Linked DNA regions of Homo sapiens: region 2 is linked to region 1. A link is a loop called in an ENCODE intact Hi-C map of the cell type or tissue named here. Cell type or tissue: natural killer cell. All regions are shown on one strand.

The links. A loop is a pair of places that touch in the nucleus more often than their neighbours do. Peaks named below come from ENCODE experiments on the same cell type or tissue, not always from the same donor. Only the 100,000 strongest peaks of a DNase experiment are listed, where the experiment ranks them.
Region 2: a loop joins it to region 1, with 4 times the contacts of the local background. A loop is called at or near these places in 12 of 110 quality-filtered maps.

What each region holds. Positions count from the first base shown.
Region 1 is chr19:41,199,487-41,207,486 of GRCh38, forward strand. It overlaps CYP2S1 (cytochrome P450 family 2 subfamily S member 1), which reads left to right. Exons shown (of 9, transcript NM_030622.8): 6 at 1,745-1,886; 7 at 3,964-4,151; 8 at 6,472-6,613; 9 at 6,794-8,000. The coding sequence ends at 7,002. Among named protein-coding and RNA genes, the nearest start is that of CYP2S1, 10 kb to the left of the region's middle. RefSeq lists an enhancer at 7,532-8,000. In natural killer cell, CTCF peaks have their summits at 4,976 (motif pointing right) and 5,211; DNase peaks (open chromatin) are centred at 4,985 and 6,675.
Region 2 is chr19:41,559,035-41,567,034 of GRCh38, forward strand. It overlaps a transcript of CEACAM21 not described here and the pseudogene LOC110467527. Among named protein-coding and RNA genes, the nearest start is that of CEACAM21, 13 kb to the right of the region's middle. RefSeq lists an enhancer at 4,385-4,679. In natural killer cell, CTCF peaks have their summits at 4,548 and 4,748; DNase peaks (open chromatin) are centred at 4,537, 4,997, 5,627, 6,507 and 1 weaker place; H3K4me3 peaks cover 1,371 bases; H3K27ac peaks cover 2,552 bases.

The DNA of each region.
Region 1 (8,000 bases):
CCTCCTGCCTCGGGCTCCTGAGTAGCTGGGACAACAGGTGTGCACCACCACACCTGGCTAAATTTTTTTTTTTTCTTTGTAGAGATAGACTCTCACTATGTTACCCAGGCTGGTCTTGAATTCCTGGGCTCATGTAATCCTCCTGCTGCCTTGAACTCCCAAAGTGCTGGGACTATAGGCATAAGACATCATGCCCGGTCGGGCACAGTGGCTCATGCCTGTAATCTCAGGACTTTGGGAGGCCGAGACGGGCGGATCACCTGAGGTCGGGAGTTCGAGACCAGCCTGACCAACATGGAGAAACCCCATCTCTACTAAAAAAAAAAATACAAAATTAGCCGGACGTGGTGGCACATGCCTGTAATCCCAGCTACTAGGGAGGCTGAGGCAGGAGAATCGCTTGAACCCGGGAGGCTTAGGTTGCGGTGAGCTGAGATTGCACCATTGCACTCCAGCCTGGGCAACAAGAGCGAAATTCCATCTCAAAAAAAAAAAAAAAGAAAAAAAGAAAAAAGACACCATGCCCTATAAGTAAACTAGAATTAAGGTGACTCCTAAGGAAATAAATAGTTTTTAACTGTACGAACTTTTGGAAGAATGGGGCCAATTCTTTAATTAAATGCAGCCTCCCTGTTTGTGGAGAAAGAAAAATTTTTCTTAACCCTATTGCCCCATTTCTTTTCTCTTTTATTGAATATTTTTTAGTTTTAACTATAGTAAAATACACATAACGTTTACCATCTTAACCATTTTTAGGTATACAGTACAGTAGTGTTCAGTACATTCATACTGTTATGCAATCAGTCTCCAGAACTCTTCATGTTGCAAAGCTGAAACTCTATACCCATTAAACAACTGCCTGTTCCTCCCTCCTCCAACCCCTGGCAATCACCTTTTTTTTTTTGAGATGAAGTCTCACTCTGTCACCCAGGCTAGAGTGCGGTGGCTCGATCTCGGCTCACTGCAAGCTCCGCCTCCCGGGTTCATGCCATTCTCCTGCCTCAGTCTCCCAAGCAGCTGGGACTACAGGTGCCCGTCACCACGCCTGGCTAATTTTTTGTATTTTTAGTAGAGATGGAGTTTCATCGTGTTAGCCAGGCTGATCTCAAACTCCTGGCCTCAAGTGATCCACCCGCCTCGGCCTCCCAAAGTGCTGGGACTACAGGCGTGAGCCACTGTGCCTGGCCAGGAAGTAGACTCTTGATATTAGTTCTCTCTGGTTGAAATGTTTTTAAAAATGAAAGAGAATGACTAATAACAAAAACACAGAAAGTTATAAGGATTGATGAAGATGTGGAGACTTTGAAACCCATGTATACCATTGGTGGGAATGTGAAACGACGCAGCCCTGTGGAAAATGGTACAGCAGTTACCTGAGGTCAGGAGTTTGAAACCAACCTGGCCAACATGCAGAAACCCCGTCTCCATTAAATGTACAAAAATTAGCCAGGCATGGTGGTGCGCACCTGTAATCCCAGCTACTCGGGAGGCTGAGGCAGGAGAATTGCTTGAACCCAGGAGGCGGAGGTTGCAGTGAGCCGAGATCGTGCCACTGCACTCAGCCTGGGCAACAAAGCAAGACTCTGTCTCAAAAAAAAAAAGTCTACTTCCCAACCTTCCCAAAAATTTATCTAAACCCCGTGACAAAACTTTAACTTGTGTTTCCGACCCCAGGCTTGGCTGTTCTGGACATTTACTTCCCAAAGGCTGTGTTCTCTCAGCCCCTCTGCCTGGTTTCTTTCAGGAGGAACAAAACCCAGGCACAGAATTCACCAACAAGAACATGCTGATGACAGTCATTTATTTGCTGTTTGCTGGGACGATGACGGTCAGCACCACGGTCGGCTATACCCTCCTGCTCCTGATGAAATACCCTCATGTCCAAAGTAAGAGCCTTTTCCACTTGCCAGGCCTTGGGAACAGAAGTCAGGGTTCTAGGCTGAGCAAGGTGGCTCACGCCTATAATCCCAGCACTTTGGGAGGCTGAGGCGGGCTGATCACTTGAGAATAGGAGTTTAAGACCAGCCTGGCCAACACAGTGAAACCCCATCTCTACTGAAAATACAAAAATTAGCGGGTGTGGTGGCATGCACTTGTAATCCCAGCACTCAGGTGGCTGAGGAGTGAGAATTGTTTGAGCCCAGGAGGTAGAAGTTGCAGTGAGCTGACATCACACCACTGCACTCCAGCCTGGGCGACAGAGCGAGACACTGTTTCAAAAAAAAAAAAGTGAGAATTCTAGAGGGAAGAGTGGGTGGGCCAAGCAGACAGGCTGAGTTAGATCTTTGAGGCATCGATGGGCATGGCGTTTGAGATGTCGAGGAGCCAGAAGAGGTTCAGGAGTTGCTGATTGCAGTATGAGGCACAGTGAAAAACAAGGCAGGTGTCTGTGGGCCTCATCGCCTTAGTGATACATTAGGTGCCTTATCCTGAGCCATGGGGAGCAATGCAATGACTTTGAGCAGGGGAGGGCAAGGTCAAATTGGTTTTTTATTTTTATTTTTTTTACTTTTTGTGGGGGATAGACTCTCACTCTGTTGCCCAGGCTGGAGTGCAGTAGTGCGATCTCGGCCCACTGCAACCTCCGGCCTCCTGGGTTCAAGCAATTCTCCTGCCTCAGCCTCCCAAGTAGCTAGGATTACAAGCATGCACCACCACGCCCAGCTAACTTTTGTATGTTTAGTAGAGACAGGGTTTCCCCATGTTGGCCAGGCTGGTCCCGAACTCCTGACCTCAAGTGATCTGCCCACCTCAGCCTTGCAAAGTGCTGGGATTACAGGCATGAGCCAAGGCACCCAGCCCAACTCTAGCATTTTCGGGTCAGGCAGCTGCTGTGGGCCATGGGGACGGGCTGACCTGGAATATGGGAGTGGAGGTCCTGGTAGTGTTGCAGGAGTGGAATTAGCTGTGACTTCCAGCAGTGACTTGGGTTCTCTGAGTCTGTTTCCTCACCTAGGAAATGGGGATGGATAACAATATGTACCTCACAAGGGTGCTATGGGAATTAAGAAAGTATGGATGAGCCAGGCATGGTGGCTTATACCTGTAATCCCAGCACTTTGGGAGGCTGAGGTGGGAGGATCACTTGAGGCTAGGAGTTCAAGATCAGCCTGGGCAGCATAATGAGGCCCTGTCTCTACCGAAAATAGAAAAATTAGCTGGGTGTGGTGGTGCGTGCCTGTGGTCATAGCTACTCAGGAGACTGAGGTGGAAGGATCACCTGAGCCCAGGAGGTGAGATGAAGGCTATTACAGTGAGCCGTCATTGTACTACTGCACCAGCCTGGGCAACAGAGTAAGACCCTGTCTCAAAAAAAAAAGAGAGAGAGAGAAGGCCAGGTACGGTGGCTCACATCTGTAATCCCAGCACTTTGGGAGGCCAAGGCAGGTGGATCACCTGAGGTCAGGAGTTCGAGACCAGCCTCGCTAACATGGTGAAACCCTGTCTCTATTGAAAATACAAAAATGAGCTGGGCATGATGGCAGGCGTCTGTAGTCCCAGCTACTCGGGAGGCTGAGGTGGGAGAATCTCCTGAACCCGGGAGGCGGAGTTGCAGCAAGCCAGGATCGCGCCACTGCACTCCAGCCTGGGTGGCAGAGCGTGTAATCCCAGCTACTCAGGAGGCTGAGGCGGGAGAATCGCTTGAATCCGGGAGGCAGAGGTTGTGGTGAGCCAAGATCGCACCATTGCACTCCAGCCTGGGCAACAAGAGCAAAACTCCGTTGCAAAAAAAAATAATAATAATAAAATGAAATAAAATAAAATAAAATAAGAGAGAGAGAAGATAGATGGAACACCCAACACACAAGATGTGTGGTCTTTGGGCTCAGTGAGGGCTGGGGGACCACTCCTCCCCACCTGTCAGCCTCACCCCAAACTACAGCTATGCAAGCAGATGGGCTTCTGAGAGGAGGATCCCTGGGCCCTACCCCCGTCTGACTCCTGCCCTCCTCTTGCTTGCAGAGTGGGTACGTGAGGAGCTGAATCGGGAGCTGGGGGCTGGCCAGGCACCAAGCCTAGGGGACCGTACCCGCCTCCCTTACACCGACGCGGTTCTGCATGAGGCGCAGCGGCTGCTGGCGCTGGTGCCCATGGGAATACCCCGCACCCTCATGCGGACCACCCGCTTCCGAGGGTACACCCTGCCCCAGGTGGGTATGCGTATGGCTGCCACCCATGGTTCTCTGCCTCGGGGCCTGAGCCCGGGTGGTTTGCTGTCAGTGTCTCCCTGACTTTTTCTTGATCTTAGTGTCTCTCTCTCTCTCTCTCTGTCTTTATCTCCCTCTCTTTCTCTGTCTCTGTCTTCCTCCTCCACTCCTACCCCCCTGCATCTTTCTTCTCCTTCTTTCTCTGACACCCCCTCCCTTTCTGCATATATTTTTTTTCTTTTTTTGAGACAGAGTCTCGCACTGTCGCCCGGGCTGGAGTGCAATGGCGTGATCTCAGCTCACTGCAACCTCCGCCTCCCAGGTTCAAGTGATTCTCCTGCCTCAGCCTCCTGAGTAGCTGGGATTACAGGTGCCCACCACCACGCCCAGCTAATTTTTTGTATTTTTAGTAGACACGGGGTTTCATTATGTTGGTCAGGCTGGTCTTGAACTCCTGACCTCGTGATCTGCCCGCTTCGGCCTCCCAAAGTGCTGGGATTACAGGCGTGAGCCACCGCACCCAGCCATGCTTTCTGCATCTTTTAACTCTTTCTGTTTCTTTTTGGTTTGTGTTTTCTTCCCCTTTGACTCTATCTCTGGGCCCCATCTGCCCCACAGATCTCCCAATTCTACCTCCTTCCAAGGTGGTTGGGACAATCGAATGAGGTAACATACAGAGAAGCAGTTTGAAAACTGAGGAGCAAGTCCAGGACTAAGGGAAGCCCTCTTGACCCTTAGCCCCTGCTGCAGACACATTCTCTCCTCTGTCTCTCTCTCTCAATCTCAGTGCCCTTCACTGGAGAGCAGCTCCGATGCAGAACCAAAAGGGGGCGATGTTTCCCCAGAAACCCCAGCAGTTTATGCAAGCAGCTCCCTCCTCCACCTTCACTGCAGAATCAAACCTATGGCAGTTAGGATCCAGTGCTGCTATGCTGCTATTTTCTTTTTCTTCTTCTTCTTTTTTTTTTTTTTTTTTTTTCCGAGATGGAGTCTCGCTCTGTTGCCCAGGCTGGAGTGCACTGGCGTGATCTCGGCTCACTGCAACCTCCGCCTCCCAGGTTCAAGCAATTCTCTTGCCTCAGCCTCCTGGGTAGCTGGGATTACAGGTGTATGCCACCACACCCGGCTAATTTTTGTCTTTTTAGTAGAGATGGGTTTTCACCATGTTGGTCAGGCTGGTCTCAAACTCCTGACCTCATGAACTGCCTGCCTCGGCCTCCTAAAGTGCTGGGATTACAGGCGTGAGCCACTGCACCTGGCCTACCCCCTCCTGTTTTGTAGATGGGGCCTTGGGCAAATCACTTCCCCCCCTGAACCTCAATATATCCCTCCTCTACATTAGAAACAATAATAGTATCAACTTGAAGCTGTAAGATAATGCTTGTAAAACAAACACCAACTCAACTCTTGGGAACCGGTCCTGTGTACCAGGCAGCAACAATTTAATGATGATAATGACAGGTATCCAGGCTTGAGGACCTGCTCTGCACCAGGGGTTATTCTGAGTGCTTTGCATATCTATTATCTCATTTAATCTTTAAAGCAACCCTATACCATTATCATGCCCATCTTACAGATAAGGAAACTGAGAGCTTGAAAAGTTTTTAGAGGATTTGCCAAGGTCCCCCAGCCTGCAAATAGTAGATTCAAGATTTGAACTCAGAGACTATGCCTTAACTACTATTCTTTGCCTTTCTTTCTTTCTTTTTTTCTTTCTTTCTTTCTTTCTTTCTTTCTTTCTTTCTTTCTCTCTCTCTCTTTCTTTCTCTCTTTCTTTCTTTCTTTCTCTCTCTCTCTCTTTCTTTCTTTTCTTTTTCTTTCTCTCTCTCTCTCTTTCTTCCTTTCTTCCTTCCTCCCTTCCTCCCTTCCTCCCTTCCTGTCTTCCTCTCTTTCTCTCTTTCTTTCTTGACAGGGTCTCTCTTTGTCTCCCAGGCTGGGGTGCAGTGGTACAAGCATAGCTCACAGCAGCCTTGAACTCCTAGGCTCAAGTGATCCTCCCACGTCAGCCTCCTGAGCAGCTGGGACAACGGGCTCATACCACCATGCCTGGCTAATTTTTTAATTTTTCCTAGAGACAAGGTCTTGTTATATTGCCCAGGCTGGTCTCAAACTCCTGGGCTCAAATGCTTCTCTCACCTCAGCCTCCCACGTGGCTGGGATTACAGGCATGAGCCACTGCACGCCACTCAACACTCCACAAATGTTGATGCCATTAGGTTTTGTGAACTAGTGTCCCTGGCACCCGAGACTTGTACTCCACACTCGAGGACCAAATGGACTGGGGTGGGAAGGGGTTTATAGTTTCATTATTATTTCCCCTCAGGGCACGGAGGTCTTCCCCCTCCTTGGCTCCATCCTGCATGACCCCAACATCTTCAAGCACCCAGAAGAGTTCAACCCAGACCGTTTCCTGGATGCAGATGGACGGTTCAGGAAGCATGAGGCGTTCCTGCCCTTCTCCTTAGGTATCTGCTGCAGCCCTGGGTATCACAAGCAGGTGCTGGCGAACTCCAGGCATCTGTGCCAGCTGGGGGCACCCTTCTGCACCCTGGGCTTACTGTTGGCTCCTCCACCTGCTGTTCCCCCCGTGGGCCTGGGTGTGAGGAATACTGACTCAGCCCTCTCTCTCTCTCTCTCCTCACCAGGGAAGCGTGTCTGCCTTGGAGAGGGCCTGGCAAAAGCGGAGCTCTTCCTCTTCTTCACCACCATCCTACAAGCCTTCTCCCTGGAGAGCCCGTGCCCGCCGGACACCCTGAGCCTCAAGCCCACCGTCAGTGGCCTTTTCAACATTCCCCCAGCCTTCCAGCTGCAAGTCCGTCCCACTGACCTTCACTCCACCACGCAGACCAGATGAAGGAAGGCAACTTGGAAGTGGTGGGTGCCCAGGACGGTGCCTCCAGCCTCAACAGTGGGCATGGACAGGGTTAATGTCTCCAGAGTGTACACTGCAGGCAGCCACATTTACACGCCTGCAGTTGTTTTCCGGAGTCTGTCCCACGGCCCACACGCTCACTTGACTCATGCTGCTAAGATGCACAACCGCACACCCATACACAACTACAAGGGCCACAAAGCAACTGCTGGGTTAGCTTTCCACAGACATAAATATAGTCCATCTGCAATCACAAGCACATAGCCAGGTAACCCACCAACTCCCCTGGATCTGCAGCCCACACGTGGGAGTCTGGCTGTCACCTTCACAAGCCACAGAAACGGCCACACATGTTCACAGCTCACACGCCCTCTCCATTCATCGAACTTCTCAGTGTCCCTGTCCCTGGTGCCTGGCACAGGGAACAGCATGCCCCCTCCGGGGTCATGCCACCCAGAGACTGTCGCTGTCTATGGCCCCAACTCATGCTCCCTCTCTTGGCTACACCACTCTCCCAGCCTGTGACCACCGATGTCCACACACCCCCAACCACTTGTCCACACAGCTACCCACGTACGACATCGTCCTGGCTCCCCAGAGTATCTTCCCACTGAGACACGCCGCCCCCACAGAGGCACAGTCCCCAGCCACCTCTGCAACTGCAGCCCTCAGTCACCCCTTTTTAAGCACCCTGATTCTACCAAATGCAAACACATCTGGGTCTGCGATTATGCACAGAGACTTTGGACATACGAGGACCCTCAGACCGGAGGAACACCTGCCCAACCCCAACACGTGCTTATGTAACCACGTGGAAAGCGGCCCCTGCTGCCCCTCCACACACACATACACACTCACTGATCTACAGCCCCTGTTCGGCGTCAGAGTCCCCACTAGACCCAGTGGAAGGGGTTAGAGACCAAGTAGGGGCCAGTTTCCAATTCACCCTGTCAGGGAGTGAGCCGGATCTGACGTTCCTT
Region 2 (8,000 bases), 360 kb after region 1:
TAATTGATAAATCAAGCAGTCAAATGAATCAGTAAACATATAGACTATTTGAACAATGTGAGAAGCTTGATCTAACAGATTTATGTATTTTACTGGAAGTTTTTTAAAGCACACATGGAAAACTTAGGAAATTTTGCCATATATTATGCCAAATACTACAGCTCAGAAATTACTCATCGATTGTATGCACTGCACAGACCATGTTTTGTGGCCACTGTGCTAAATTAGAAGAATAAAAGTATAACCAGAAAATGTATCTTTAGAAACAACATTTCAAATAAAACATCATGGATTTAAAAACAAGTGATAATTAAAATTTGAGAATATGTCTTACCAAAAATGAAGACTTTATGTAAAAGCACATAGGGTGTAGCTGAAGTGGTACTTGTGGGCAAATGTAAACTGCTAAAATGCTTACAGTAGAAAAGATTTTTAAAAGAGGTGGTAATTCATGAGCTACTTACCCATTTTTATAGTAAGAAAAGAGCAATGTTTCAAACAGGAAAAGAAATAAATATAAAGGCAAAAAATAAGAAAATAGTTAATATGTATGAAAAAAGAATCAACAAGTCAAAAGATGTTCTTTAAAAAGCAAAGTTCCAGCAGGATTATTAAGAAAAAGTGAGAGAAGACGCCAGTACTCATAAATAGGAATGAAAATGGCAACAGTTACAGACAACAGACAATGAAAGGACACTGAGCACCCTTATGCCAAATGCATTAAACATTAGATAAAATGGATGAACACCTAGAAAACTAAAGGAAACCAGAACTGGGTCAGGCAGGAAAAGAGGCTGGATGTGATGCTGCATGCTTGTAGTCCTAGCTACTGGGAAGGCTGAGGCGGGAGGATCTATTGAGATCGGAAGTTAGAGGCTGTAGTGAGCCAGGATCAGGCCTGTGAACAACGTTGCATCTCAGCCTGGACAACAGGGCAATACAGAGAGACTTCCTCTCAAAAACAAAACAAAACAAAACAAAACAAAAAGCATGAGTAGCCCTATCAACCAATAATGAAACTGAATTGGTATTTTTCATCCTTCCAATACAGGTAACACCAAAGCCAGATTATTTTACAGAGTTCTCCCATTATTCAAGAAACAGTTAATTACAGTCTTACACATACTCTCCCAGAAAATGGAAAAAAGGAAGCAGATGCTTAGCTCTTTTATCTTTTCCTTTTTATTTCTTCTTTTTTTTTCTTTTGAGACAGGGTCTCGCTCTGTCATCCAGGCTGGAGTACAGTGGCACAATCATAGTTCGCTGCAGCCTCAAATTCCTAGGCTCAAGCAATCCTCCTGCCTCACCCTCCCAAGTACCTAGGACTACAGGTACTCACTGCCATGCCTGGCTAATTTCTATTTTTCATAGAGATGGGGGTCTCACTATTTTGCCCAGACTGGTCTTGAACTCCAAACCTCCTGCCCCGGCCTCCATTAGGGCTGGTTTCTTAGCTCTTATTGTGAGGCTATTATAACTTTGACCCCCAAACCAGAAAAAAATACAGAAAGGAGAATAACAGGCTAATCTGAGCATATACAAAAAATCCTAAAAGAAAATTTAGACACAAGACAGCAGTAAATAAAACAGATATTGTTCAGTGACAAGTGGGTTTTCTCCCAAGAATACAGTTAAACAGTAGAAACTCAGTTCAATGTAATTCATAACTTTGGTGACTTAAAGAAAGTAAATCATATGAATTTTTCAAATGATGTCTCCAGAAAAAGCTTTAGCTCAAATTCAGCCTGAATTTATGCTAAAAACTCAGTAAACCAGAAATAAAAGTGAATTACCTCAATCTAAAAAAGAGCGTCTACAAAATGCTACAGAAAGCATGCTTTATACAATCAGAGAGCAAGACAAGGGTGTTCACCATCCCCACTTTATGAGAAAAAAGACCCCACAATATATAGAGGGATATTGCCTTGCAGCAAGACAAAAATATAAAATAAAAGGTCCAAGAAATAACAAAGAAGAAACAATTATAATTTACAGATGACATTATTGTCTATATGGAAAACTCAAAAGAATCTGATATATTGTTAGAATCAAAAGATTGTTGAACAAGGTTATCAGATATAAAAATCCATATATGAGACACAATGACATTTGTTGAATAACAGCAAATGCAATTTTTAAAACAAACTTTTTGAGACAGGGACCTCATTATGTTGCCCAGGCTGGTCTTGAACTTCTGGACTCAAGCAATCCATCTGCCTCAGCCTCCCAGGTATCGGGGATTACAGTACAAGCCACTGTACCCAAAAAGTGCAATTAAAAAAAATTTGTAATAGCAAGCTAGGAAGAAAGACTTTCACATGCAAGGCCTCTATGTAGAAAAACATGAAACCTGGTTGAAAGACAATAAACAATAACTAACAGACCATAAAGATATAAATAACTAAACAGGTGGGGGTGGGGGAGAGAGAGAGAGAGTCTGTGTTCATTAATAGGAAGACTTGGTATTATGAAAATACTTTCCCCAAATTATGTATAGAATTATGAACTTCCAAATAAAATCCTTGCAGTTGTCTTTTAGCTGGACAAGCCAATTCTAAAATTCATGTGGTACAACAAAGAACCCTGAAGAAGAGTAACAAGGGGGCAATTGCCTACTGCACATCAAGTTGTCTCATAAAGCTCTGCTATTTAATATTTAAGACAGCGTGCTATTGGTATGCTGGTGGCACAGAGTGAAAAATCAGGAACTATTTCTACACATGCATAGAAACTTTATAATAAAGGTAGCATTACAGATAAATTGGGGAAAGAGAAGCAGTATTCATTCATGATTCTTGAGAAATTGGTCAGTCTACACACAAAGACCCTTGGGGATGTGTTTGAATTAGATAGAAAAAGTACTAATATAAAAGCAAAATATGATACATTCTATTATATTAAAAGTAACATCTACTTAAGAAAGAACACAGGCCAGGTGCTGTGGCTCACGCCTGTAATCCCAACACTTTGGGAGGCCAAAGAGGGTGGATCACCTGAGGTCAGGAGTTCGAGACCAGCCTGACAAACATGGTGAAACCCCATCTGTACTAAAAATACAAAAATTAGCTGGGTGTGGTGACAGGCACCTGTAATCCCAGCTACTTGGGAAGCTGAGGCAGGAGAATCACTTGAACCCAGGAGACGGAGGTTGCAGTGAGCCGAGATCGGCCAGTGCACTTCAGCCTAGGTGACAGAGCAAGACTCCATCTCAAAAAAACAAAACAAAACAAAGAAAGAAAGAAAGAAAAAACACTATAAAGAAAGTTTTTTTTAAGAAAAAAAAAAGAAGAAGAAGACACAAACTGGGAAAGAGATGTGCAGCACATACAGTTGACAAAGAATCTGTGTCCAGAATATGTAAATAACACAAAGCACGAAGGAAAAGACACACGACACAATAGAAAAGCTGAAGATGTCACATCCTAAAATTGTGTCTGCATACAACAGGAAATATGTATAAAGAGGTATGTCCACCATGGCAGCATGTATACAGCAAAAATACAAAACCAAAAAACACCCCAAGTGGTCACCAAAAACATGAGAGAAATAAAATGTGGCATATTAATGCAACAGGAGAATACCTAATAATAAAAATGCAAAAACTACAGCCAGCCACGCACATCTACAGGAGTGAAATTTGAGAACATAATTTTGACCGAAAAAAAAAGCAAGTATTTGAAAATTCAGTATTTCTTTTTTCTTTTTTTTTTTGGAGACAGAGTCTGGCGCTGTCGCCCAGGCTGGAGTGCAGTGGCGCGATCTCGGCGCAGTGCAAGCTCCACCTCCCGGGTTCACGCCGTTCTCCTGCCTCAGCCTCCCAAGTAGCTGGGACTACAGGCGCCCGCCACCACGCCCGGCTAATTTTTTGTATTTTTAGTAGAGATGGGGTTTCACTGTGTTAGCCAGGATGGTCTCGATCTCCTGACCTCGTGATCCGCCTGCCTCCGCCTCCCGAAGTGCTGGGATTACAGGTGTCAGCCACTGCGCCCAGCCTCAGTATTTCATTTTCAAGAAGTTTAAAAGCACATAACGAAATATATGGTTTTTCAGGATGCAGAGTGTGGTTGAAAATAATAACAGTAAGAGTATTCTAATATTTTGCATATTGGCTACTGAGAGTGGGGTGGGGAATGGAATTGGGTTGGGATACACAGCAGAGTTGGGGATACTGGTTCTGTTCTTTCTTAAGGTGGGTGAAGATAGTCTTGTTGTTTTCACTGTTGCTCTCCAAGGGGCAGGACACTGATTGCAGCAGCCCAGCCAGGTCCTATGCGAGGCCACCGCTGTCCTGGCCACCCCGGGACAGGGGCCTTGGCTACTCTCCCACACCTGTCTGGGCTGTTCCTCGGCGCTTCTGAAATCCCATCCCAGCCAGGGAAGGAACCCTGGTGGGGTGGAGTGGAGGCGAGGCACTCTGTAACCCCATCGGGGTGTGGAGCAGCTCTAGGTCCCAAAAGGCCACTAGGCATGCGCAAGGTCGCACATGCAGAAGAGAGACCCCTGCTCAGAGGCCAGAGCCGGCATGAGGCGGTCAGAGAGGATCCCCTAGTGGTGGAGGTGGAAAATTGCAAGGACGGAAAATTCCGCGTGAAAGGCGGACTTTGAACAGATCCCATCCAGGGAGCTGCTCTGCTGCAGAGAAAACTCGGACCCAGAAGCAGCTCCTCTAGGAACGGATTAGCTTCAGGGTTGTCACCAACCTGCCTTGAGTGAAGGGCAAGGGGGTGGTCCCTTTTCCACTGGACGCCATTTCCCTGGACAAGGGGCTCTCAGCACAGGACCTAGGCAGTGGCTGGGGGCTGGCACAGTGGTGGACTCTCTATCCCAGGCCAGCCGAGGCTCCATGGAGCTGCCCTAAGGCTCAGCCTGGGCGGATTCTGACTTAGAGGCTTCAGTCATCATCCCGCAGATGGCAGCTTCACCCATTGGCCCCTCAGCCAAGCACAGGCACCAAGTATCTGAATCTGCAGGGCCTCTGGTACTGGGCAGGATCGCCATGGCAACAACACATCATCACCAGGGTAAACCTAGCCTGTCTCACCTGGTCTAAACCAGCTCAGGTTCTCTGAGTGGGTGAGCAATCGTAGAAATTCTGCCTTACAATGAAAAAAAGAACCCACAGACAGGGATGAAAAATCGAGGGCATTGTGAACGCTTGCTGGCCACAAGCCAGCTAGCCCTGTGGTAACATTTCTGACACCTCCTGCTTAAAACCCAAAAGGTCAGAAAGATCCTAAGGCCCCGCTTTCACCTTCTGAATTCCTGCCGCAAATAAAGACCAAGGAGTGAGTTATTTATTATTTATTTATTTATTTATTTATTTATTTATTTATTATTTTGCCCTCCTGCTCCTCGGGAGGCTTCTGTCCTGAGCTCGCCTTAGCTAATCCTGCGTTACCGTTCGGCAGGTGTGCGCCTCAATCTCCCCACCTTACCGCCAGGGAACTTAGCCTGACGACACTCCGCCCCATCGGGTCAGGGAAAAACGGTAGGAGTAGTGGAATTTCACATTTCGCCCTCTGCCTGCATGGCCAGTCAACTCCGCCCCTCGCGGAAACAGGGGGTGGGCGCGGGACCAACTACTGATCCCCTCCCCTGTCTCTTCACAGCGCTGCAGTCAGGCTCAGCCGATGCTTCTTTCCTGCAGGTTCCGCCGAGCCCGTCCCTTGGCGGTGGTGTCACTGGATGCTGGGAAGAGATGGTGGGAAGAGCCTCCATCCATTGGCGCGTCACTAATTAGACAAGGAGGCCTTGGGCTCCCTTGAGAGAGTCACGGTTTCTCCTCCGTTGACCCGCCCTTCATTGAACTCCTTTACTTGGATATTCAGAGCGCTGGACAGAGATCACTTGGCGCTAACACCCTCGGAGGTCCTCACGGCGCTCCGTCGGAATGACACAGTCGGATTCCCAAGCTGCGAAGGGTGAGGGAGGGACTGCAGCGCAGGAACTGAGGAGGAGAGGCCCGCGCGCCCACTGGAGCCGAGCGGTGAGGAATAACCGGACCGACCCCCGACGGTGCGTGGTGAGTCTCCCCAACCTGCACCATTCGCGCCCCGAGGCGCCCCAAGCGCGGCTGGGAGGCCAGCTGTGGCTGGGACGATTCACTAGAAGGGCCGGCCTGCGTCGAGTTTCCAGGGTGGCCGCCAGTGACCCCGGCGGGGCCCATCCCCCTTGCCCTCAGAGCCCGCCCCGCCCCGCTCCCCTGTGGCACCGCCACCGCTACTCCAGGAGGCACAGTGGGGAGGAGAAGGGGGTGGGGAGCCTAAGGAGAGGAGTGAAGGTGTCCTGGCCTGCCTTGGGGAAGGGGCGGGGGCGGGTGCCTCTGGGACACCCAGCCCGGGGGATCAGCCCTGAGAGCCAGTCCTTACCCTGAAGTTACAGATCTGGCTTCCAGATTTCTGTAACCTACCTTGTTCCAACACAGGCCTGAGGCTGTTCCTGTTAGAGACCTGTTGCGGATACGGGTAGGGCCCTGCGGGAGATTTACATCTCCAGTCTTCCCCCCCGCCCCCCGCCCCCCTTGTTTTTCACAGACAGGCTAGAGCAGCGGCGCTATCATAGCTCACTGCAGCCTCGAACTGGTGAACTGGAGGGATCTTCCCAACCATCTTTTGTCTTTTTTAAGAAGAAAAATACAAAAGCTTTTATATAGGCTTACACACAGCTACAGAGCAAATCTTTATCGTATATCCAAGATTATCAACCACTTGACTGTACAACCAGGAATCATAACACATTTGAGAACAACCAGTGGCAAAATAGGAAAATGGGCCAATGAAGAAGATAGGTGACTAATAAATAAAAATCTGATATCAAGTGTAGGCAAGTTGTAGGGAAAATGGGTGATGAACGAATAGAACAAATGCCTGGGGTAAACATCATTCGAAAGCCCAGAAAGAAGCTTTTAGACATCTTTATTGCTTTTTGGGGGGGCGGGGGGGGTGGGGTTCTGGAGGATTGATGGCTGAACTCTCATGAAAAGGGTGCAGTCAGAGAACAAGAAAGAGTTCCCAGGAATTAAAATTGTAAACAGAAAAGCAAATTCAGGGTAATTGCTGAAAGACCCACCAAAGGATCTCCAAGATACAATTGAGAAAATCAACCCTAACATAAAGGCAAAAGACAAAGGTGGGTTATTTGAGCGAGAAGTGGTTTGAGGATTTGCAAATATTTGTTTAGTATTGAATATGTGCCAAGCACACATTACAGAATACGTTACTTATGGGAAGTAACTTAGCCTTGAAGTAGCTCTGTGAGGATGCATGTGTTTCCTTTACCTATAATTCTATAGGAAAGGCAATTTTTAAAAATAAATCAAGGTTGGATTTCATCAATTTTACAGAATACGCATAACTTTATAAAATTTTCAAAATTCTCTAAAAACCTATTGAGATAATTAAACAAGCGTTTTTCTCCTTTAGTCTGTTAATGTGGAGAAGTATTTTCTGATGTTGAAACATACTTGCATTCCTGATATAAGCCATACGTATGATAACATATTTTGCTTGTTTGCTATTATTAATTCTGAATTTGGTTCACTAAGATTTTGTTTGATTTTGCATGTATATTTGTAAGTGAGATTGGTCTATAATTTTCTTGTGTGGTTTTGGTATCATGCTATAACAGCTTCTGAAAATGTGTTAGAAAGTGTTTTCTTGTTAAAGTTTTAAACCTTCTGAGAATTGGTTGAGGAGGAGCTTGAAAATTTGTTAAAATTCACCATAAAAATATCAGGACCTGAAATTTTGTTATTGTTGTCAGTAAATAAAAATTATCAACTGTCTTTTTAATTGCTTTACTGATTATTGCTCTATTCATAATATCCATTTTTTCATGAGTCAGTTTTGGTAATTTACATTTATCGAGATAGTTGTCCGTTTCATCTAAGTTTTAAAATATATTGGTACAGCTATTGTGGTATTCTCTGAATAATTTTAAAATCTCTCTTGTGTCTTCCTGATTTGTCCTATTTAAATTTTTTTGATTAATCAATTTATATT